Linked DNA regions of Homo sapiens: region 1 is linked to region 2. Evidence: chromatin loops called from intact Hi-C (ENCODE). Cell type or tissue: heart right ventricle. All regions are shown on one strand. Each heading gives the region's core, and the rest is flanking DNA. Links, peaks and the distances in the headings are about the cores only. Region 1 has its middle 8.3 kb from the start of HECW2. Region 2 overlaps HECW2 (HECT, C2 and WW domain containing E3 ubiquitin protein ligase 2).

Region 1 (11,281 bases), core at 1,957-9,956, 290 kb before region 2:
ATCAAATGCGTAAAATAATAAACTATTCATTACTAAAAATAATTATATTATGCTCAGAGAAAAACAATATTTTCTTTAAAAGAGTTAAGGCAAAGTGAAAAGAAATTCATTATTGTGAGGTTTCTTTAATGCTCATTAGTTTCATTTCTTGAATGATGTTTAAACAAAGTCCCTCTGGCATGGCAACCGTTGCCAGATAGGGCTTAGCTTCCTAAGGAGTTCATTGAGATAAGAGGCTGCTTTTAATCAACAAGCTAAAGGAACCAGATGTAGCCAGTAGGCTGAGCACACAATATTTGGTCCCACAAGTCAACAGCCAGACAAAATAAACAAAAACCAAAGCGGCCATGGTGCAGATCTCTGTCCATATGCAAAGCTGAGAAAAATGCTGGCTTTCAAATGGGGAGCTGCTGGCACCGTGGTAGTTTCTTAGATGTCCCTCAGGCCTGATTTGATGATTTTCCTCCAATAGTGTGACCCCCTTAGCTTATTTTGGTATAAAGTCAGCTAAATAAGACTACAGGAAAATAGTATTGTGTGTGCATAATTTTATTTTTATAAAATAAAATTAACAAGTTTAACCATCTTTTTTAAAATACAAAGTTCAGTGGCATTAAGTACATTCACATTGTTTTGCAACCATCACCACCATTCAGCTCCAGAACTTTTTCACCTTTCCAAAACAAATCTCTGTATTCATTAAGCAACAACTCCACTTCCGTGCCCCCCGCAAGATCTTAGCAACCACAATTATACTTTCTGTTTCTATAAATTTGGCTACTCTAGGTATCTCATATAAATAGAATCATACAATATTTTTCCTGTTGTGTCTGGCTTATTTCACTTGGACTAATATCGTAGCATGAGTCAAGATTTCCTTCCTTTTTAGGATAAATAATATTCCTTTGTAGGTACATGCCACATTTTATTTGTCCATTCCACTGTTGATGGACATTTGTGTTGTTTCCACCTTTTGGCTGTTATGAATAATGCTGCTGTGAACATTGGCATATAAATATCTGTTCACATAGGAGCATGGTTTTTAACTATGGAAGTTACAATTCACCTGGGACATATTCTCAAAATATGTATGACAAGAAAGTGGGAGGAGACTGTCTTAGTCTGTTTGGGCTGCTATAACAAAATACCATAAACTGGGTAGCTTATAAACAACAGAAATTTATTTCTCACAGTTCTGGAGGCTGAGAAGTCCAAGATCCCATCCCCAGCAGAGCTGGTATCCGGTAAGGACCCATTTCCTGGTTCATAAATGGTATCTTCTAGCTGTGTCTTTGCATGGTGAAAGAGGCAAACAAGATACCTGGGCTTTTTTTTTTTTTTTAAATAAGGGTACCGATTTCATTTATGAGGGCTCTTCCATCATTACCTAATCACCTTCCAAAGGCCCCACCACCTAACACTATCACACTAGGCATTAGGTTTTAATGTAGGAATTTTGGAGGGACCCAAACATTCAGAGCACAGCAGAGACTCTAAGTATAGAGGCTTTGATTCAGTGTGTGTGGTGATTCCAAGGCACACATCTGGTTACAAATCACTGCTCTTATGTATCAAGAAGACATATAAACATATAAATAATGAGATTAAAAATTGAAACACATCAATGGGACTCTCCAGAAATAGCCAAGCTTAGGAAATGATTTCTAAGCATTTTTGTGAATGGGAAAAGAGTGTTATCATCCAGAAAAGTGTTATGTTTCATCTGGAAGATATCCGAAAATGATAAGAGGCTAATGTAAAATAGTTGTAACACTGGATGTTATTACTTGAAATAATGTCACGGAAGAAGCGTTTAGTACTATCAATGAGTATCCCCTTGGAGAAGTTGGGTGGTAGTTTGTCAGTAGGTCTATAGCATTTTCCGAAAGAGAGCAAGCTTTGGTTCTAAAAGTGGTACTGGTAATTTTTAAAAATTTTTCATTGGCTTCCAATATAAATACAAAAGGTAAGCCCCTATTGTAAATGTACGGCTCAATAAAGTTTCACAAATGAATCTACCTGTATAACTAGCACCAAGATTATATAAGGTAACATCACCAGCTTCCCAGAATCCCCTCTCATGGTTCTCTTTCAATCATAACCTCCCCACCCAAGGTAATTGCTATCCTGACCATACAATATATGCTTTTTTGTGTCTTTTTTCGCTCAACATTACGCTTGGGAGATTCAACCATATTGTTTCAGACAATGGTTGTACAGACCTTGACTTAACAATGGTTCTACTTATTATTTTTCCACTTTACCATGGTGCAAAAGCAACATGCATTCAGTATGTACCTCAACTTATGATGCAGTTATATCTGGATAAACTTGTTGTAAGTTGAAAATATTGTAAGTCAAAACCCACTTTCAACTTACAATGGTTTTATTGGAATGTAACCCCATCATAAGTCAAGACGTATTGGTATGTAGTTATAATTTGTTTATCCCTATTACTGTATAGTGTTCCCTGTAGGTACTGTGTTTGCTTTTGTTTTTTGTTTTTTAAATGTAGGCATATACTTGTGTATATAACAGCAATTCATATGTCAACATAAATTCATGGGAAACTCCCTTAAAAATATCCAGCGCCTCTAGTTCTAACTCTGTGCTCAACACGATACAAACATCTGATCTGTTATTTCAGATTCTAAACAGTATTACCCACCAGAAGGGAGAACCCTGGGTGGATGGCCTAATAGTTTTGATGCCAGAGATTTTCTTCTGCAAGTTAATAAATTGAATTTTGGAATTATCACTCAGTGTCCTATGGGTTTGTTTGACATAAATAGATTCCCTATGGTTCCATTATCTCCAGGTAAATTGATAAAATTAAAATTTTTGAACCTTCAAAATGTAAGTAAAAATTCTCAATGAAGCTAGGTCTCAAATGACCTGATGGCAATTGATTTGGTTTGTATTGACTCAAACTCTATTAATCTGAACTGTAAAGACTGTCTACTCTAAATGTACTTCTAACTGTGTCTGAATCTATCATTTCTTGGAGTGTAAATATCCTGAAAAAGAATGTCTGTCAAAAGCTCAGCAGAAAATAGAAGGCATGTTGAGCTGGGATGTTGTACATAATGTCATGAAACATCTATTCGCAGAGGCTTGGGCAGGGTTAAGAAAACTAACAAGGAATGTTGAAGCACCCAGGGATCTGCAACACTGGGATGCTGCTACTATTCATAGGCACAAAGGGAGGAGGGAAGGCAAGGATGTCCCTGGAGTCCAGAGAGGGCTGGGGCAGTGGAAGGGGCATGGACTGACAGGAGGGATGCTGGACCTGCATCACCAAGTCGAGGAGGAAGTTGGGGAGGAAAAAATCACTCTCACTTTTCTTTTCTTTCTTTCTTTCTTTCTTTTTTTTTTTTTTTTGAGACAGAAGCTCACTCTGTTGCCCAGGCTGGAGTGCAGTGGCACGATCTCAGCTCACCACAACCTCTGCCTTCTGGGTTCAAGTGATTCTCCTGCGTCAGCCTCCCAAGTAGCTGGCACTACGGGTGCGTGCCACAATGCCCAGCTGATTTTTGTATTTTTAGTAGAGACAGGGTTTCACCATGTTGGCCAGGATGGTCTCCATCTCTTGACCTTGCGTTCTGCCCGCCTCGGCCTCCCAAAGTGCTGGGATTACAGACATGAGCCACCGCGCCCGGCCACTCTCAGTTTTCTCTCTCCCTCCTCTCCAACCTCCCCCAGTTCCAGAGGGCAAGAGAGCCTGTTGTGCAGTCCATAGTGTCAGCCTTTCAGGACTCAAAGAAGGGCAGGGAAGGGTAGAACATGGGTCCCAGAGAATTGGCTTGGCATAAGAGACAACCAGTGCCAAAGGATAAGTTTTGTGTAGTATAACATTGGCACAGGACATAGGTAAAGAATAACACTAAAAATGACACCATAATTAAAATTCTTAATTTTATATGATTTTTCTAGGACCTCACACTTTAAATTTAGCAATGTATTTTCTATGTTTCTGTTTCAATTTAGCTCTCCTTAGATTAATTGCTGCATCAGCTGTCACCTCTGTGTCCTAAATCACAACATAGACTCCTTGGCCCAAGTTTCAGTAATGATACAGCTTCTGGGAAAGGTCTTTCCTTTGGCCAAAAACTGTAGCATCACCCAGTCTTCTTCTCAACAAACAGAATCAAGTTTTAGGTTAGAATTTGGAGCCAAGGGGAATTGCTGAGTTGATCTGATATATTTTTCTATAAACAAGAAAAAATAGGTAAATTATATTATACATTTTGGATTTTTTAAAGCATTCACTATATGTATATATACACATATATACATATATACACATATGTACATACATACACATATATACACATATACACACACATACACACACACACACACACACACACATATATATATATTTTTTAGACAGACTCTTGCTCTGTCACCCAAGCTGGAGTGCAGTGGCACGATCTCGGCTCACTGCAACCTCCACCTCCCAGGTTCAAGCAATTCTCCTGCCTCTGCCTCCTGAGTAGCTGCGATTCAGGCACCCACCGCCACACGCCTGGCTAATTTTGTATTTTTAGTAGAGACGCGGTTTCACCATGTTGGCCAGGCTGGTCTCGAACTCATGACCTCATGTGACCTCAGCCTCCCAAATTGCTGGAATTACAGGTATAAGCCATCTTGCCCAGCTGATATTTCTTAGATGCATAATTATGCTTAAGAGATTCACCCATATTGTTATAGATGGTAACCAAATATTAGAGGATAATAACCAAAGTATTATCCTCTCAGGGATCTCTTTCTATATGTTTGTTTATTTTGCCTTCTCATCTCAGGAAGTCGTGAAGATATATATTCATTCAAAAAGTGATTTGGGGATTTTCCTATATAAATATTACTGAAAATGCTATAAGGGGGTAGTAGCATCATGAAATATACTAACAAATAAAAACAATAAGAAGGTAAGAAACTTTAAAAAAACGATTTAAACAAATGCAAAAGAAATCTGAGCAAGCGAGTAATTTGAATGAGAGTGAGATTAATTTGAGGTGTCTTCAGGAAAGAAGTAATTTTAAAGCTATCTTAGCTTAACACAAGAGACAATACCCCATGGTAGAAAAACCACTGCACGAGGAGTTCAAAACCTGGTGCTGATCCTGGTAAATGACTTATCCTTTCTGTGCTTCAATTTCCTCACAATTAAGTTAGAATAATAGTGCAACTAATTCCTCAAAAGAGAAATTATATAGTGAACTTACTGAGTTCAATACCCTTTGCCAATAATGCGAGTGTAATATTTTAAAAATACCTCCTGATTTAGTTTCCCTCATTGTTTAGCAGACCTCTTTCCCCATCTTTACCTCCATGGAGGCTTAGCAGTGTGGCTGCGTTTGGGAGGGAACACATGCCATAAAGGCACTGGGAAGCCCAGAGGCTCTGCTTCTGACCAGAGGAAGTCGTAGGTAAACAGGAAGGGGCGGTGAAAGCAAAGACATCTCTTCCAGGTCTCGCAGGTCATGGGATAAGGCAGACAGGAGAGGCCCACCGTGTGGCAGATGTATTCCTCAAAATATATGCCCTTTCTGGGCTTTGGCCCAGAAGAGTGGATATGTTAGGGCAGGGACGCTTGCTTCAGCTTATATTTAAGGGTTAGGAAGGAGACTGCCTTACAGGATGCCCTGTTGCCAACCTGAGAGCAGCTGTAGCCAAGTAAATTCAGGGGTGCAGTGTCATGGTTAGGCAGAGAGAAACTCTGAGTTTAACTTTATTTACTGAGCCCAGGCCATGGAATTGATGGCACATGTGACTAAATGTTAGAGGAAGCTATAGCAGCAGCAGCAGCAGCAGCAGCAGCAGCAACTATGAGGAGGTCAAATCCGCTAGGGAGCAATGCAGGGCCCCGTGCAAGCTGAGAGATCAAACTGTGAGATCAAACTGTGAGTCACAGCAGCCACAGGCGTCAGTTGCTATAAGTGGAATCACCAGGGTGGGACCAGTCAACCTTCTGCAGTCCAGGCAACCCAGATGGCCACTCCCCATGACAGGCCGGCACGCTCAAGGATGCCATGAGGACAGCTGGATCCAGCAACCCAGCCGCTGTCATGCAATCACAGAAGCCACCATTGCCACCTTTCCTCCCAGCCACTAGCTTGAGAGTGGAGACAAATCTGGGAGACTGAGGCTTGCCAAACTAAACAAGTTGAGAATTAATCTAAATAGAATCCTTTAACCATTATATTTTTTCAGCCAACTAATTTTATCAGGTTGGCTTTCTTTTTTTAGATTAAAAAAAAGTTTTTGTTACCAAGCAGGAAAGATGAAATCATACACACAAAACAAAATGAAACATAAGTATTAATAGTAATAATACCTTTGCAGCAGAATCATAACTATATTTACATTAAACTCATATCTTTGTATTAGTCCCTGGAATACTGGAATACTTAACTTTTTTGAATAAATGGATGAATGAAGCTCATAAAAATAATATATTTTTTGGAAACTTGGTATGGGCAAATACTACTGTAAAGAATCTTAAAAACAAGGTGATGGTGGACAGAATCTCTGATACAGTCAGCACCTTTGTACTTACTGTTTCCCTTCTCCTTCTCCTTCTCCTCCTTCTTCTCCTTCTCCTTCTTCTTTTTTTTGAGAAAGTCTTCTTCTGTTCCCCAAGCTGGAGTACAGTAGTGACATGATCGTAGCACACTGCAGCCTGGACCTCCCAGGGTTAAGTAATCTCCTCACCTAGCCCCCTGGACTCAAATGATCCTCCCATCTTGCTCTCCCAAACTGTTGGCATTACAGGCATGAGCCACTGCACCTGGCCTGTTTCTCCTTCTTAGAATGCTCTCCCCCCACATGACTGCTTGTTTGGTTCTTTTTCTCCGGTCTTTATTTAAAAGTCATCTTCTCAGGGAGGGTGTTTACTATCTAATATTCCAACCCCTTGAAAACTTTCTATCTCTATCTTCTTTTCTTATACTTATGTGAACATAATTTACATTTTTAGATTTATTTGTGCTTAGGATCAGTAACACTAGCAGTTCTGACAACTAACTCCTAAATATGAGTGATTTAACATGAGAAATGGTTATTTCTTATTCATGTAACAAGTCTAGGGGTAAGTGGAGCTATTCTCTTGGGTAGCTCTTTTCCAAGTGGAACTCAGAAAGCCAGACTTTCATGTTGCAGTGCTGCTATCTTTCAAAATGTGGCCTTTCATGGTCTCTAGGGAAGGGGAAAAGGGAGACAGAGAAGGCACGTTATGTAATTCACCATCTCGGCCCAGATGTGACCCATATTAGTTCTGCTCACATTTCATTGGATAGTTAGTCACATTGCCATTTAACACAAGGAAGCCTCGGAAACATATAGAAGGACATAGTTACTGGTAAAGACCAATATATTGCCTTCTGGTCACCAAATATCCATTTTAGGCAGACAAATGAGTGAAGTCTCTGAGTGTGGGTGACATCTAAGTAGCTTAACACTTTCTTTCTTGCTCACATTACAGGACCCCACCAAATGATGGCTCAGGGATCCAGTCTCCTTCCATTTTGTGAGGATACCTTTTCAACACATGGCCCCTGTGGTTTCCAGTGAAGGCAAAGAGAATGAGAGAAGTCACACTATATTCTTAATCTTCACAGCCACAAGTGAGCCCCATCAAAACTCCTTAAGTTCTATTTGCCAGAAGTAGTCACATGGCTATCCTAATTGCAAACGAGGATGGAAAATGTAGAAGAGCATATGGATTTTGTAAACACTGATACTCTGCCACATGTTGCTTATTATTTGATCTCTGCTTCCCTATCCCACTAGAAAATCAGCATCACAAGGGCAGGGATTTTTGTCTATTCCCTTCACCTCTGCATCCTCAATAGTTAGAAGAGATCCTTTCTCATTAGTAAGTGGTTATTAAATATTTACTTAAAGGATATGTGAAATGGAGAACCCAGAGATTCTCATCATTGGTAATGAGTGAGAACTGGAAGACAGAAAGAAAGGATACTGAGCAACCAAAATAGATATCACGAAATTTATGCACCAAAGTTCATGTCCATTATCCACTGAACCTCCTCCCTCCCACAAGCCATTTTAGACAAAGTTCTAATATTTATTTAGTCTATCAATTCCATATAAAACCACAAGCAGGAAATTAGAATGAGATAAGAAAGATTATCAAGAAAGGAAAAAAATGAGCGGTGACAGGAAAAAAATGCGAGGTCCTAGAGAAAAAGTTACTCTTAAAGTACCACAATAACAAAAAAACCGATAGAAGCCTGAGGCCATTTAGTCTAAGGGCAAGACCACTTCTACATAGAAGCTTCTAAGAGTATCCCTGAATTAGAGCATGATAAATAAATCATAGCCACTATGAAAATAATGAGTCAATTATCTTTAGTATACTTTCTTTAAAAAGGCAGAAAAGTCATAATACATCTAAGAATATATTTTGGCATTCAAATGGATATCCTTTGGTCATTCTACAAATTCCCTGGCTGTAACTATTAATTCATTCTCTTAGGATTGTTGACAGATAAAATACTACAGAAATGACTGTCTCAAGGCAATATTGTGCTTAAGTTAGTCACCTCTTCAGTTGGAATCTCCCACTTTTTTTGAGATGGAGTCTCACTTTGTCACCCAGGCTGGAGTGCAGTGGTGTGATCTTGGCTCACTGCATCCTCTGCTTCCCAGGTTCAAGAGATTCTCCTACCTCAGCCTCCGGAGTAGCTGGGATTACAGGCACCCATCACCACATCTGGCTAATTTCTGTATTTTTAGAAGAGACTGGGTTCCACCACGTTGGCTAGGCTGGTCTTGAACTCCTGACCTCAAGTGATCCACCTGCCTCGGCCTCCCAAAGTGCTGTGATTACAGGCGTGAGCTACGGTGCCTGGCCTGGAAGCTCCCGTTCTTTGAATACTACACAGATTAGGTCACACTGAGGACAGATTCAGGTTCTGTGGAGACTGATGATTATACAATTCAGGACACTTCTTCCCTCCCTCTCCCCATCCCCTCCCCCTCCTCTCTCCATCCCCTCCCCCTCCCCTTCCTCTCCCCTTCCCTTTCCCTCCCCTTCCCCTTTCCCTCCCCTTCTCCTCCCCTTCCCCTCCCCTTCCCCTCCTCCCCTCCCCTTCCTTTCCCCCCTTCCCCTTCCCCTCCCCTTCCCCTCCTCCCCTCCCCTTCCCTTCCCCCCTTCCCCTCTTACCCTCCCCTTCCCTTCCCCCCTTCCCCTTCCCCTCCCCTTCCCCTCCTCCCTTCCCCTTCCCTTCCCCCCTTCCCCTCTTACCCTCCCCTTCCCTTCCCCCCTTCCCCTTCCCCTCCCCTTCCCCTCCTCCCTTCCCCTTCCCTTCCCCCCTTCCCCTCTCTTTCCCCTCTCGCCCCCACCTTTCCCTCCCCCTCCCCTCCCTTTCCTTCCCTTTCCTTCCTTCCCTTCCCTTCTTTTCTTTTTTCTTTTTTCGAGACAGAGTTTCGCTCTTGTTGCCCAGGCTGGAGTGCAATGGCATGATCTCGGCTCACGGCAACCTCTGCCTCCCAGGTTCAAGCAATTCTCCTGCCTCAGCCTCCTGAGTACCTGGGATTACAGGTGCCTGCCACCACACCCAGCTGATTTTTCGTATTTTTAGTAGAGACAGTTTTCACCATGTTGGCCAGACTGGTCTTGAACTCCCAATTCAAGACACTTTTTAAGAAAAAAAAAATACACATTATACATACAAAATGAGGTACTGAAAAGAATATATATCCAGAATTAAAAAAATCACAACAATTCGCACATTCAAAAAATCTTATAAGGCTGGGCATGGTGACTCACGCCTGTAATCCCAGCACTTTGGGAAGCCGAGGCCGGTGAATCACTTGAGGTCAGGAGTTTGAGACCAGCCTGGCCAACATGGTTGAACCCCGTCTCTACTAAAAATACAGAAATTAGCCAGATGTGATGGTGGGTTCCTGTAATCCCACCTACTCTGGAGGCTAAGGCAGGAGAACTGCTTGAACCTGGGAGGCGGAGGTTGCAGTGAGCCAAGACCGCGCCACTGCACCCCAGCCTAGGCGACAGTGACACTCCATCTCAAAAAAAAAAAACCAAACAGCAACAACAACAACAACAACAAAACAACCTTACAAGTATTAGATCACCAAATACAGAAAAATACCACGATCTTTAAATTAATTAACTGCCTGACATACCTCTGTGATATGTCTTTCCTACGTATTTTGGCTTTATACTCTTTGATTTATTCTTCATATGAAAATGATTTTGTGACATTATGTTCTATAGAGTTAATAGATATTCCAGTGTTTTCACTAGTAAAGTTGACTAAAATTTGTTTTTATTACTGATAGTTTAGAGGAGTTTCTTTTCAGTCCACAATGCATTATTGGGAAAGTAACATATTTTTAGGATTGTTTCAAAATTTAGGAAAATCACTATTAAATTTATTTCACATATAAACAATAAGATGTGGGAGGGTTTTCCATATTCTAGTTCTGAATCCGTACATACATTTCAAACATCATTTACCCCGTTACCCATATACTTCTGTGCTGGGTGCTGAAGTATGCAGTTATTAATACTTGGTGGTATAATTTCCATCCCTTTACCTTTGTGTCACAACACTGAAGGGCCCAAGTGACTGTCTTTGCACAGTCAAAATAGACATCACTGTCACAACTTTAATGCCCACAGACCACATAAATGTATTCCACTTAACCAATTCAACTTCCCTTTAGCCAGATCCCCACAAATGTCCACAATCACTCCACTTCTTTCGGAACAAGGGGAATTAGGACAACACGGAAGTTAGAATGAAAAGGGACAGCAGTCTTGTCTTAATTCAAGCTGCAATAACAAAGCATCCTAGACTGGGTGGCTTATGAACAACAGAAATTTATTTTTCACAGTTCTGGACGCCAGAAGAATGAGATCAGGGTGCCAGTGTGGTTGTGATGTGGGTGGGAAGGCCCTCTTCCAGTTGCAGACTGCCATCTTTTCTTTGTATCCTCAAGAGGCAGAAAGAGGGTGAGAGAGCTCTCTTGGGTTTCTTTTATAAGGGCATTTATTCCATCACCTCCCAAAGGCCCCACCTCCTAATACCATCACATTAGGGGTTAGGATTTCAACACATGAATTTGGGGGAGCACAAACATTCAGTCCACTGCAAATCGCTTGAGATTAAAATATCTTACTTTGGAAGCTTTTATAAAAATATAAGACCACATGAACATGTCTCTCAGGCTCCTTCTGTGTTGTTGGAAGAGGGCTGGAGTATAAGTTTCTTGGAATCTGCCTTTGGGT
Region 2 (11,281 bases), core at 396-8,395:
CAGAGAGTGTGAGCGAAGCCAGCACCAGGCCTGAGGGAGAGAGTGACCTGGAATGCGCTGACAGCTCCTGCAATGAGAGTGTGACCACGCAGCTGTCCTCTGTGGACACACGGTGCTCCTCTCTTGAGAGCGCACGGTTTCCTGAAACCCCAGCCTTTTCTTCTCAGGAGGAGGAAGACGGAGCCTGTGCAGCAGAGCCCACCAGCAGTGGCCCTGCCGAAGGGTCGCAGGAATCCGTGTGCACTGCTGGTTCTTTACCTGTGGTACAGGTGCCCAGTGGGGAGGATGAAGGGCCAGGGGCAGAATCGGCCACTGTACCTGACCAGGAGGAGCTGGGGGAGGTCTGGCAGCGGAGGGGGAGCCTGGAGGGAGCTGCAGCTGCTGCCGAGAGCCCACCGCAAGAAGAAGGCAGTGCTGGGGAGGCCCAAGGCACCTGTGAAGGGGCAACTGCCCAGGAGGAGGGCGCTACTGGAGGTAGGATATGGACACCACTGTGGCTCTTGGCTCGAGCGTAGCTGTGCAGAGAGAAGTTCTGTAGTTTTCCCCTCAATGTAAATAAGGCTGCAGGTTACATATGACCTGAATTCCTCACCTTGAGGTTCAGCAGGCAAGAAGAGAGGCAAGATTGAAAACAGGGCCAGGAAGAGAAGGAAACAGGTAACAAATGAGTGGGCAGCTGAAACCCTTCCTCTAGATTAGGCCTCCTGTTTCTGAGCGGGGAGACCTTGGGACTTAATCACATAGCTAGGAAGAAGGCAGCATGGTTTGCATCCAGATGGGCTTGAGTTCAAATTCAGTGCTCTTTTAAAAAATGGCTCTTCTGCTGCTGAAGTAACAGGCCTGTTAAACAGCAATCTTCAAACTTAAATAATGGGTCTCTATTGGAACCGGGGTTTGTAGATACACAACCAAACAGGCTGGCAGCTTCAACCTTAGTGTAATCTGCAAAGGTTATGAGAAACACCTAGCCACTCTTCCTTTCTAAAATTTCACAGTGGAAGATTAATGTATGCTATGCATCAAAGGTAGTGTTTTTGTCTTCTACAATTTAGGAATGTCAACTAAGTTAGGTGATGTCTTCTGACTTGGAGAATAAGCTGTTTTTGTATCCAAGGACACAAATTTACACCTGAAATTTGTATTACGCTCAGTGAATGCAGCTCTCTAGAATGATTCCTTTAATATGCCCTGTAAGGATGCATTAAAAATCAAAGAGCAATTTCATATGTCTGGCTGGCATAACTCAGAAATAGGAATGATTTTCTTTTTCTGTAATGTATTTTTCTACCTACATGATCCCCTTCTTTTCTTCCTCCTCCTTTTTTTTTTTAAATTTTGTTTCCTTCATTATATTGTAGCCACCATGTGACCCTAAAGCATTAGCGCATGACCAGGACAGAGGCCGTTATGGGTGAGGGATGAGGCAGGGGAAGCTGCAGGAGCGGGGGATACATGCAGAGGACATTTCTTCAGGAAGCCCTCTTCTAAGCATTCACCTCCTATTCTCTTCTTTTGTTTCTAGGTCCTCATATGGGAAATGAGACTAAACAGAGAAAAGAAACTAGCCTTGGGAATTATGTTAGGTTTTTTGTATAGAGTCTGTTTTGATACTGAAAGAGAAAACAATACCTGGTAACTTTCTACCTTTAATCCTAGGTTCTCAAGCCAACGGCCACCAGCCACTGCGATCACTACCTTCAGTGCGCCAGGATGTTAGCCGGTACCAGAGGGTGGACGAGGCTCTCCCACCAAGTGAGGACCTGTTAGTTAAAAGGGCCCACCTTAATCAAACGGTGAAAGGTGACAGGCAGACCCATTCCCATGAGTCTCAAAAGATGGATACATGGTCTTCAAGCGGAAGGAATCTGGGGGTTGCCACTTGACATAGCAGGTGTAGTCCGGGACGTGCTAGGCCAATGACTCTTCTCTGGCACCATTATGCTGAAAGAAAGGGCAGCTGTAAATCCTGTGTTGCCCATGGGGTAAATAATAATGGAGGTAGATCCAGATATTTTGGGAAATTGGGTGCATAATAGAATTGTTTTAAATTATGCCTAACCACAGCATGAATGTTCTTTCAGCTAATAGACAAATTGGTACACTCTCTTAGAAAAACCTCACTCTATGTAATATACTGCCTTTTTGTTCACTTACAGCATTTAAAATCATTAAGCACAAGGTTCTGATTTTTTTTCTTAGGGATATGCGAGAAGTATTGTTAATTTCAGAAATTAGTCTACTAGTTATTTGGGATAGGACAATTAGCTGGGGACTTGAAAGACATTTCATTTATTTCACTTTCAGAAAACACTTAGCACTTAAGGAGAAATGGTGGAGGATTAGGGATGCTGGGATATAGTTACATAATCTGTATTCAAAGGTATGAGTGATACCCTTAGCCAATCATAATCCAAATGAAGTGTAAACTCTATTTAAATTTCGACAGTCCTTTAAAGAGATGTAGCTCTATGAGAGCAATGCATTTTGATGAATATTGATAAAGCCTGGTAAACATTGCTTTAAAAAAAACACTGGAAGGTATACCCTTTTGCCTTACCGCTTTCCCTTCTTGCTCACCCCCTCCACTTACCCATCTTATATGTGACCATGACAACAGGCTGATGCTTTGGTTCCTCTGTTTTAAAAATGGTGGAACATAAAGAAGGGAGGGGACGCGTTTAAAGGGTTACAATTCTGAGTGATTAGTCTGGCAAGTAGTGACAAAAGAGCTGAATGGTACTATGAAGAGTTTATCAAAATATCAGCTTAATCCTTTTGAAATTCTTTTGGGCACAGATCTTTCCCTTGTTTGTTTATTTGGATAACTAAGGGCCGTGACTCATAACAAACATATTTTAAGCAGTTTAAAATAAAATGGACTGAGAGATTAATTAACCTTGTATCATCTTAAGCAGGTAGAGGGGCCCAGGGACCCGAGAGGGCCACAGAAAACTTCCTTATTGATAAAACAATTGGTAAACCTTTAGAGAAAAGATGAGTCAAAAAAGGAAAATGTTTCTGGAAGATATTTAGGTATAATTGGAGCAAAACAAATTCAGAACACTAGGAGAGAGTTCTGGGAGAGCTTTATTTTTATGTATATACAGATTAATAGTCATTTAGAGTTTCAGAGGGTTGGACAGGAGCATTGCAGAAGTGTGTTGATAAATCACGTCTTCCTAGCCACATCCAATTGCTGTAATTTTTGCTGTATACAAGTTTGGTCTCCTGATTGTATTTAATAAAGACAGATACTTTCCTGCTGAAATTATGACCATAATTCATAAATGACATAAGATGTTTGTGACATCTCAATGTATTGTTTAAATATTGGTGTTTGCATTACACCCGTAGATACATCTTGGGAAATTTTTTTTACAATTGGCAGTTCCTTTTAATGAGTTGATGTATTTGCAAAAGTAAAGGCAACTTAGTGACTCATGGTATTTAATCAGTGACTGACAAACAGGAGAAAAATTCTTAAGAAGTGTTCCCTCTTATTCAGAGGTTTTCAGTGATGGCAGGGGGTGCCTCCCACTACACGATGTTTAGAGTTGAGGTGGGGTGGCCTTTCAGTATAACAGTGGTTGAAGGGTGCTACTGGCATTTAGTGGGTGGGGGGCCAGTGTATCAAACATCCTGCAATGGGGAGACAGTCTGATACAACTAAGAATTGTCCCACCCAAAATTCAACAGTGTGCACTCTAAGAAACACTTATCTGTGCTAATTTATTTAATACTTGGTAAATAACTTTTTTTTGTAAAATATAAACAGAATTTTTATATTTTAAAAACTCAGAAGTGAAGATGCCTCCCTCTAAAAATATAAGTTATGCACACACACACACACACACACACACACACACACACACACACTCATACACTCGTGCTGTAGGACCAAGCAACTTGCAAATCTGGGGATGTGTATTCTCATGGATAGGTTTTGGATTGTGATCTGAGCATACCTGATTGCTGTTCAGCTCTGTCTCCCATTCCCATGTGTGTCTCATCCTTGTGACAGTGTTAATCGCTTGGCTGCCCTTGCTACTTGTCTGTCCTCACCTCAGCTGGATCCCTGCCCTCCTTTTCTAACTGGACAACTTTGCTACCACCTCTGGTCATGCGTCTGACTTACAGCTGTGGCATCTACACTCTGTGGTGTCTTGTGGCTTCTGGGCTCAGCTTGGGGTGTCTGGCTGGATCGTGCAGATTGGCCCATCTCTTAAATGACCTGATTGAATTTTAAGGCTAACAGTTGTGATTTTTAACACTGTTAGTTATTATAACTTCATTTTTGCGGTGATTTACACTTTACAAAGCACACTTTTGCATGCTTTCCTTTATTTTTTGTTCTTTCAATAATTTTGTGAGGTAGGTGAAGCAGGTCTTGTCTGTAATTAATAGGTTGTTGCACAGAAGTCAGCTAATCTGATTCTTTTATTTTATAGTTGCAGAAACTGAAGCCCAGATAAATTAAGTAATTTGTTTAAGATTTCATGCAAGTAAAAGTTGACACAGAGTCTCAAATATTCCCTCTCCTCTATCAGGTATTCTGATCTGAGATTGGAAGGGAAGGGCCTATTGTGTGGGTAGATGAATGTAAATTCTGAAAGTCTGGTTTGAGGCAGAGGGTGGCTTACACGGTGATATGTTATTTATTGGGCACCACCAATGCCTCACATCAGAGGGTTTGGGGGTTTCACTGAAACTTCAATATATTGCAGTGCTTTGAGGTCAGACCCACCAGGAAGACTCAAAAGGTGCTCAGCTTTCTCTTCTTCTGGGATAGAGTTATGCAAAGAGGCCCTCCCCAAGGAGGCCCCTCACCTATTAGGGAAGTGGCTGCAGGGGTTTGAGCCAACATCATGTGGTCCAGATAGATGTGCTCTATTCAGCATCTGTATTAGACCCAGCAGCACCTTTCCTCTCTGTGCAGGTCACTCTCTTTCTACCCTAGGGACAAGCTACTGAAGCAGTGTAGTTTGAGCTTTGATGGCCACCATGTGGCATGATCATGGTGCACTGCGGCCTCAAACTCCTGGGCTCAAGTGAAGCTCCTGCCTCGGCCTCCTGAGTAGCTGGGACTATAGGCAAGCATGATCATGCCTGGCTGGTTTTTTTGTGTTTTTATTTTTTGTAGAGACAGGGGTCTAACTATGTTGCCAGGGCTGGCCTTGAACTCCTGGCCTCAAGCAATCCTCCCACCTTGGCCTCCCAAAGTGCTGGGATTATAGGTGCGAGCCACTGTGTCTGGCTTTGATTCTTTTTTCTTTCTCTTTATCATTATTATTGTTGTTCTTGTTATTTTAGCACCTTTTCATCATATTTTCAGGGATTTACTTGTTTGCTTTCTTCTTTTTTCATTCTTATTTCTCCCATCTCAAGAAGGGAACAGATCTTGGACTTAGTACTAAGTTTGATCAGTGGTGATGGTGATCTACCAATTGGTTCTCAAAATCTTACTCTTGCCTTAGACCACACAGAGTGCACTGTGGCCTTGGTGGCTTGTGTAACTCCAGCTCTGGTTGAGAGATATTCTAATGATTCGTAAAAAATAAGAAAGTTCCAGGCCTTGGAGTCAGCATGACACTGTTGAGAGCCTCCCAGGGAAGTAGCTTGGACTCAATTATGCCCAGAATGCCTTAAGAATTTTCTGTATCTTCTCATTCTGATGTTACTGATGGTCCTGTCAGCTAGAGGTAGTTGAGGGCTAAAGCCCTCTAAAATATTATCGGTGTGACAAATGTTGGTCTTTTTAGCATTAAGATGAGTGAAAAAACAATCGCCAGCCCAGCCCCTCTGAAAAACTATTTTCTTTTTCTCTTATTGATTCCAGTGTAATTGTGACTTAACCCATTGCTGCATTGGAGACAATATGGAATTGTTGTATAAACGTTTTTCCCCCAAAATGGTAGTTTTTCTAGGAATAGGCCTAGATTCAAGATGAACAGTCTGGGTTAGTGGACTCTGATAGGATCCCAGGATGTTGCATATTGTTAGGACTCGTCTATTACTTATGTGAGGGGTTCAAACTATGGGGGAACATTTATCATTTTTGTGGTTGTATACTTTCATTATTAAAGTATTTTTTAAAATGAAGGCCTAAAACCATGCAGTGAATCTGAAAAGTATAATTAATCTAAACTTAGAATTTCTACTATGTTTAGGGTTAGGGACTCTTATTCTCTAAGGTTACAACTTTGTTTTGAGGAAAAAATGGATACTTTTAAACTAAAAAGCTACCTTATTAAAAATTGAAGATTAAAGTGCCAAATATGCAACTACTTGACTTTTTAAAAAACTTTTTGTTCAAATAAAATAGCAGAAAAGAGCACATATGGCCTCCCGAATTCTTTCTACTAAACATACATGGCAGGCCACGCCATCAGCATTCTAGAAGTCCCCTTTGTACCCCCTTTCAATCACTGACCGCAACTCCGTATGGGGAAATGGACCTACCGTCCTGATTCCTAAAGTCATAGATAAGTTTAGCCTACTTTTGTACTTTATACAAATGGAATTTTACTTCCTTGAGTGTTCAAATAAGAAAAAAATATTTTTAAACACTGTCATCTGTCATTTATCACAAAGCTTATAATTTTCCTTGAAAGTACCTTTAGTTCATTAGAACTTAATCATCTCGCCATTTTGGTGATGATACCTGTGGTTATTATAGTTTTTTATAGTGGATTTATACATTTATTTCACAACAATCAGGTGCTTGATTTTACTAAATCCAATGATAACCAATTCAAAACCCTACCCATAGCACCCCCCCACCCATCCCTGATACGTTGTAATTCATGCTGTTTAGTTGTTAACTTCTCAATATCAGCATCCACTGAGATGTATTCACACCTCATCCGATCATAAGCCAAGTGGTCCAGTGGAGACCGAGGTCTGATTTGAAGGGAGTGGGAAAGGATGATGAGATGAGCAGAGGGATCACAGAAACAACCCTGCGCCCTTCCCACATATGTTGATTTTAAAAACTGTAAACTCTGAAGACCTTACGTTCTACCTGCCTCTGTTCCCTGCTGAGGAGACCAGTGCTGTGACAGTAACCTTGGAGTAGTTTTACCCACTTTCTAATTCTCCGACTTTCCCTTCATGTCCAGCCACTGAAAAGCGCCTATTTATATTTAAGTCTTAGGGTGTCTAAGAGTCTACTTGCACCTGGATTTTAGGCAAGGTTTAGGGTTTTGTTTGTTTGTTGTTGTTGTTGTTTTGAGATGGAATCCAACTCTGTTACCCAGGCTGGAGTGCAGTGGCGTGATCTCAGCTCACTACAGCCTCTGCCTCCTGGGTTCAAGTGATTCTCCTGTCTCAGCCTCCTGAGTAGCTGGGATTACAGGCATGCACCACCACCCCTGGCTGAATTTTGTATTTTTAGTAGAGACAGAGTTTCACCTAGTTGGCCAGGCTGGTCTCAAACTCCTGGCCTCAGGTGATCTGCCCGCCTTGCCCTCCCAAAGTGCTGGGATTACAGGTGTGAGCCACCGCACCCGGCCGCTGAGGTTTAGTTTCTTGTGAGCCCCCATTTCATGGTCTCTGAGAAATCTAGCATTTGCCTCATGGGTTTGTTCAGCAAACTAGCTACTGTTTTAAGTTCTTATTAATTTGTGTCAGTGTTGCTCAAATTTTAGTGTGTCTAGGAATAAGCCGAGAAGGTTGTTAAAAGTGTAGATAACTGAGCCCTAGCTTCAGATAGTCTGATTCTGAAGACCTGGGGTGCATCATAGGAATCTGCATTTTTATTGATCCTCAAAGTGATTCTGGCACATGTTGTCAGAGTCCACCTACCTTGAGAAACATTTCTGTAGGTAATAGTTTTCAAACCTTATTATTGTCATGAAGCTATTTATGCAAATGAAATATTATGTGGAACACCAATATACACAGCAATAACATTGGAGCTGTCATGGCTAAAATAGGATTGTCAGGTGTTTGTGGAGCCCTGTCCCTCAGGGACTCAAATCTCCTGGCCCTGTAAGGCTAGCCTAGACATAAAATGTTACTAGGTTCTTGCTGAACTTAATATAATAAAATGGGCATAATTTTATAGATTCCTAGAATACTAGAACTGGAAGAGACCTTTGCAATTGTTTGATTGTGTCCTCTAATTTTTCAAAACTGTGATTCATAGGGGTGTAGTGACTTTTTTTAAGGTCTTGTAGTGAAAGTGTGTCAAGCCACAGCCAGAAATCAGGCCTTCTACCTCCCAATTCAGTGCAAAACACACACACACACACACACAAAATCGTTGCTCTCGTTTTCACTGCACCCTGATTATATAACATATTTGACAATGTGGCAAGACAAGGAAGTAAATGTTAAGTCCTCAGCCTTCTAACTCTGCCTATCTCATTTTAGCATTGTCTATCTGAAAGAAACTTTGATGCTATGAAATGAGTTTTCATATGCTTTCTTATACCAAAAACAAACCAGGCCCAATATAAAGACATATAAGATGTTGGAGCAGTTGTACCCAGCAAAGTAACTTTGATAGATACAACAGAGAGCTAACCTTCCTGCAGGCACCTCTGCTGCCTTTGCCTGGGTAGAATGATATTGACAGCGTGGGTAGAAGTGGATATGTAGTTCATGGATAAACCAATAGCATAACAGCCCTTCCTGATTCAGAGCCAAGCATTCACTTGAAATTGGCACTATAGAATTTGTCTTTATGGGGTCTTGAGTAATTACATCAGTGTGAAGATACAGTATTTGATAGGGATAATTTTAATATGTGTTCAGTGTTCCATGACCTTAGAAAGCAAATTTTTGGTCCTTGTTTTCTTATTCTCCCCATTGCACATTGAAAGGTCTTTATTGAACTATAAATTAAGGCTATTACTGGCCTTTGTAGAAGATGAATACAAGAATCATTCTTTTTTGTGGCTTTGTGTCATTTTAAATTATTTTTTCATTTATTACATGCTATGTGCAAGACACATTAATTTGGCTGTTCTCTCTTCCACCTAGCCATTTTGCTATACATATAGACCTCAAGCAAGCCATAGTCATATTTCACTTGGTAAATTCCTACTTTGTTAGTTCCAGGAAAAAATTCCATCTTTGAGAATTTCTTTCACTGTTTTTGTCAGAAAATGGAAAGTATGCAACAATATGTTTTCTTTTCTGCCATAACTGCCAGAAAATTAAGAGCCAAATTTTAGTAATAATCTAATCTTGGGAGTTTGGCAGCATCTTCTCTCTCTGTTTCCTTTAGCTGGTCTAGTTGGTCTCTATTTTTTTATCCTGAATTGACCTATTCTACATTTTTAAAATTGGGACTACTGTAAACATTCTTTGGAGAAGAATTGGTCATTTCTTTTCATGTGTATTTGATTTGATGTCTATGTGCCTGAATTACCCTGACTCCGATGAGAAAGGAATGAGATGGGGTAATTGGTTCCCAAAATCTTTTGAGATGGAAAAGCATGCAAGGAGCAGAGCAAAACAGTGAAATAAATCAAAGTGTTTTGAAAAATGGTTCCTGAAGATGCTTTAATGTACTTGCTATTTGTGAGCATATCAACAGGCTGGGCGTGAGGTCTTTTGAAAATGTCTTATTGATGGGACTGCAGTGCCCAAAGAATTCAGATTTGGCAGGGTGTTTCATGGTAGAGTCTGTGTTACCTTGGAACATGAATGGCATTGAGTTGTTTGCTGTCTGTGTGGTGCTTTTGTTCAGCCCAATTCCTCTTTCTTTTGCCATTTGTCATAAATTACAATGTGCTGAGATCAACAAAAGATGTCTTTCTGCTCCTAGCTGAGGTGATGGCCTTCAGCAATGGTCTGGTGCAGGCTGAGCTCTACCATGCAGGTCTTTCCAACCCTAAGGACTCTGTTGGGATACTTACCCTGTTCCCTTACAGAGCAAATGCCATAGGTGGTCAGGAGAAAATATGCCCTCCTTCTGGTCTCCAGGATTAGCCCCACTGTGTCTGTTGATAAGCATGTGATCACATGGACAGTTTTGGGATAGTTGAATGTGTCAGGAGAAAAATGCTTATTAATTTCAAAAAATAACTTACACAAAAATATAAATGCACAAAGAATTTTCCTGGTTAAAGAATAGATTTCTGCTGTTTTCATGTTTCCTGTGCAAATTACCCTTCACACTTGTAATAAGTTTCAAAATTTTGCCTTTTGAAAAGATCAGCTCATGCTCTGTGGATTTCAGTAGGTGAATGGCCTTTTAGAGAGTCACAAAGGTGGGGTGTCTGACTCTGAAGACCAATCTGCCTTCTGAACATTCACTTGTATATCTCTCTAGAAAGATTTAACACACTTAAAAATAAAATTAATCTTTTAAAACGTTATGTTTATTTGAGGTTGGGAAGCAAGAAATTGCACTTGCTCTGAAAATGTAGTCATCTTTGGAAAAGTGCAAATAGAAGTTTGTAGATAATGATACTGTTTCATCACTAGGCGAGCATAGTTATTTTAGTTATTTTTTTCTGAGGACTAAATTTACTACAATTGTGCATGAATATGCGTGTGGAAGTCTCCAGCTATGAGGCTTTCATTGAAGCTAGAAAAGACATGGAGAAATCAGGTTTTTTTGGTGAAAATAAACATCAATACCCATTTTGACGTGAATATCTGAAGTGTTATGAAACCAACTACATATATTTTTAAAATGCTGGGGCTCATACGTGAAGGGTGAGCACTGTGGGCAAATTTGGAAAGATTCTCTACATTTAAAGATTATTTAAGGGACTGGTATTATATGCACAGGATAGGCTAAATAATCAGTCACAACAGATTCTGGAGTGAACTGGGGAGAAGTATGGGATAGTGCAGTGAGATGTATGTTATTAGTCTCAGATTATAGCATGTCAGAGAAAGAAAACACATGCCAAACTTAATGAACCCTATTAATCATCTCAGCTCCTCCTCCTAATTCCTTTCGGTGCCTCACTGCCATTTAGACTGGGAGGCACGCATTGACAGCCACGGCAGGATCTTCTACGTGGATCACGTAAACAGAACCACGACGTGGCAGCGACCGACAGCTCCCCCAGCCCCGCAGGTGCTGCAGAGATCTAACTCCATACAGCAAATGGAGCAGCTGAACCGGCGGTGAGGATGAACATTTTGCTGTGACTGTTGTATTTTGTGGTTGGGCTAATTTTTACTTGGCACAAAGTAGAAGACATGGTTGTCTCTTTGATCTTTGTGTGTCCTGTCGTTAAAGTGTAGCTGTTACCGCTTTTGATTCCCAGACTTCAATTGGACTTCTCTTGATTAAAAAAAAATAATAATACTCACC

The links. A loop is a pair of places that touch in the nucleus more often than their neighbours do. Peaks named below come from ENCODE experiments on the same cell type or tissue, not always from the same donor. Only the 100,000 strongest peaks of a DNase experiment are listed, where the experiment ranks them.
Region 1: it touches region 2 in a loop (2.5-fold over the local background); 6 of 110 quality-filtered maps call a loop at or near these places.

Annotation. Positions count from the first base shown.
Region 1 is chr2:196,596,256-196,607,536 of GRCh38, reverse strand. No RefSeq gene overlaps it. Among named protein-coding and RNA genes, the nearest start is that of HECW2, 8.3 kb to the right of the region's middle. In heart right ventricle, for the core only: a CTCF peak has its summit at 5,833; a DNase peak (open chromatin) is centred at 5,896; H3K27ac peaks cover 990 bases.
Region 2 is chr2:196,307,745-196,319,025 of GRCh38, reverse strand. HECW2 (HECT, C2 and WW domain containing E3 ubiquitin protein ligase 2) reads left to right here. Exons shown (of 29, transcript NM_001348768.2): 9 at 1-474; 10 at 1,657-1,752; 11 at 10,941-11,091. Among named protein-coding and RNA genes, the nearest start is that of HECW2-AS1, 53 kb to the right of the region's middle. RefSeq lists an enhancer at 216-717. In heart right ventricle, for the core only: a CTCF peak has its summit at 4,129; a DNase peak (open chromatin) is centred at 4,046; H3K27ac peaks cover 1,502 bases.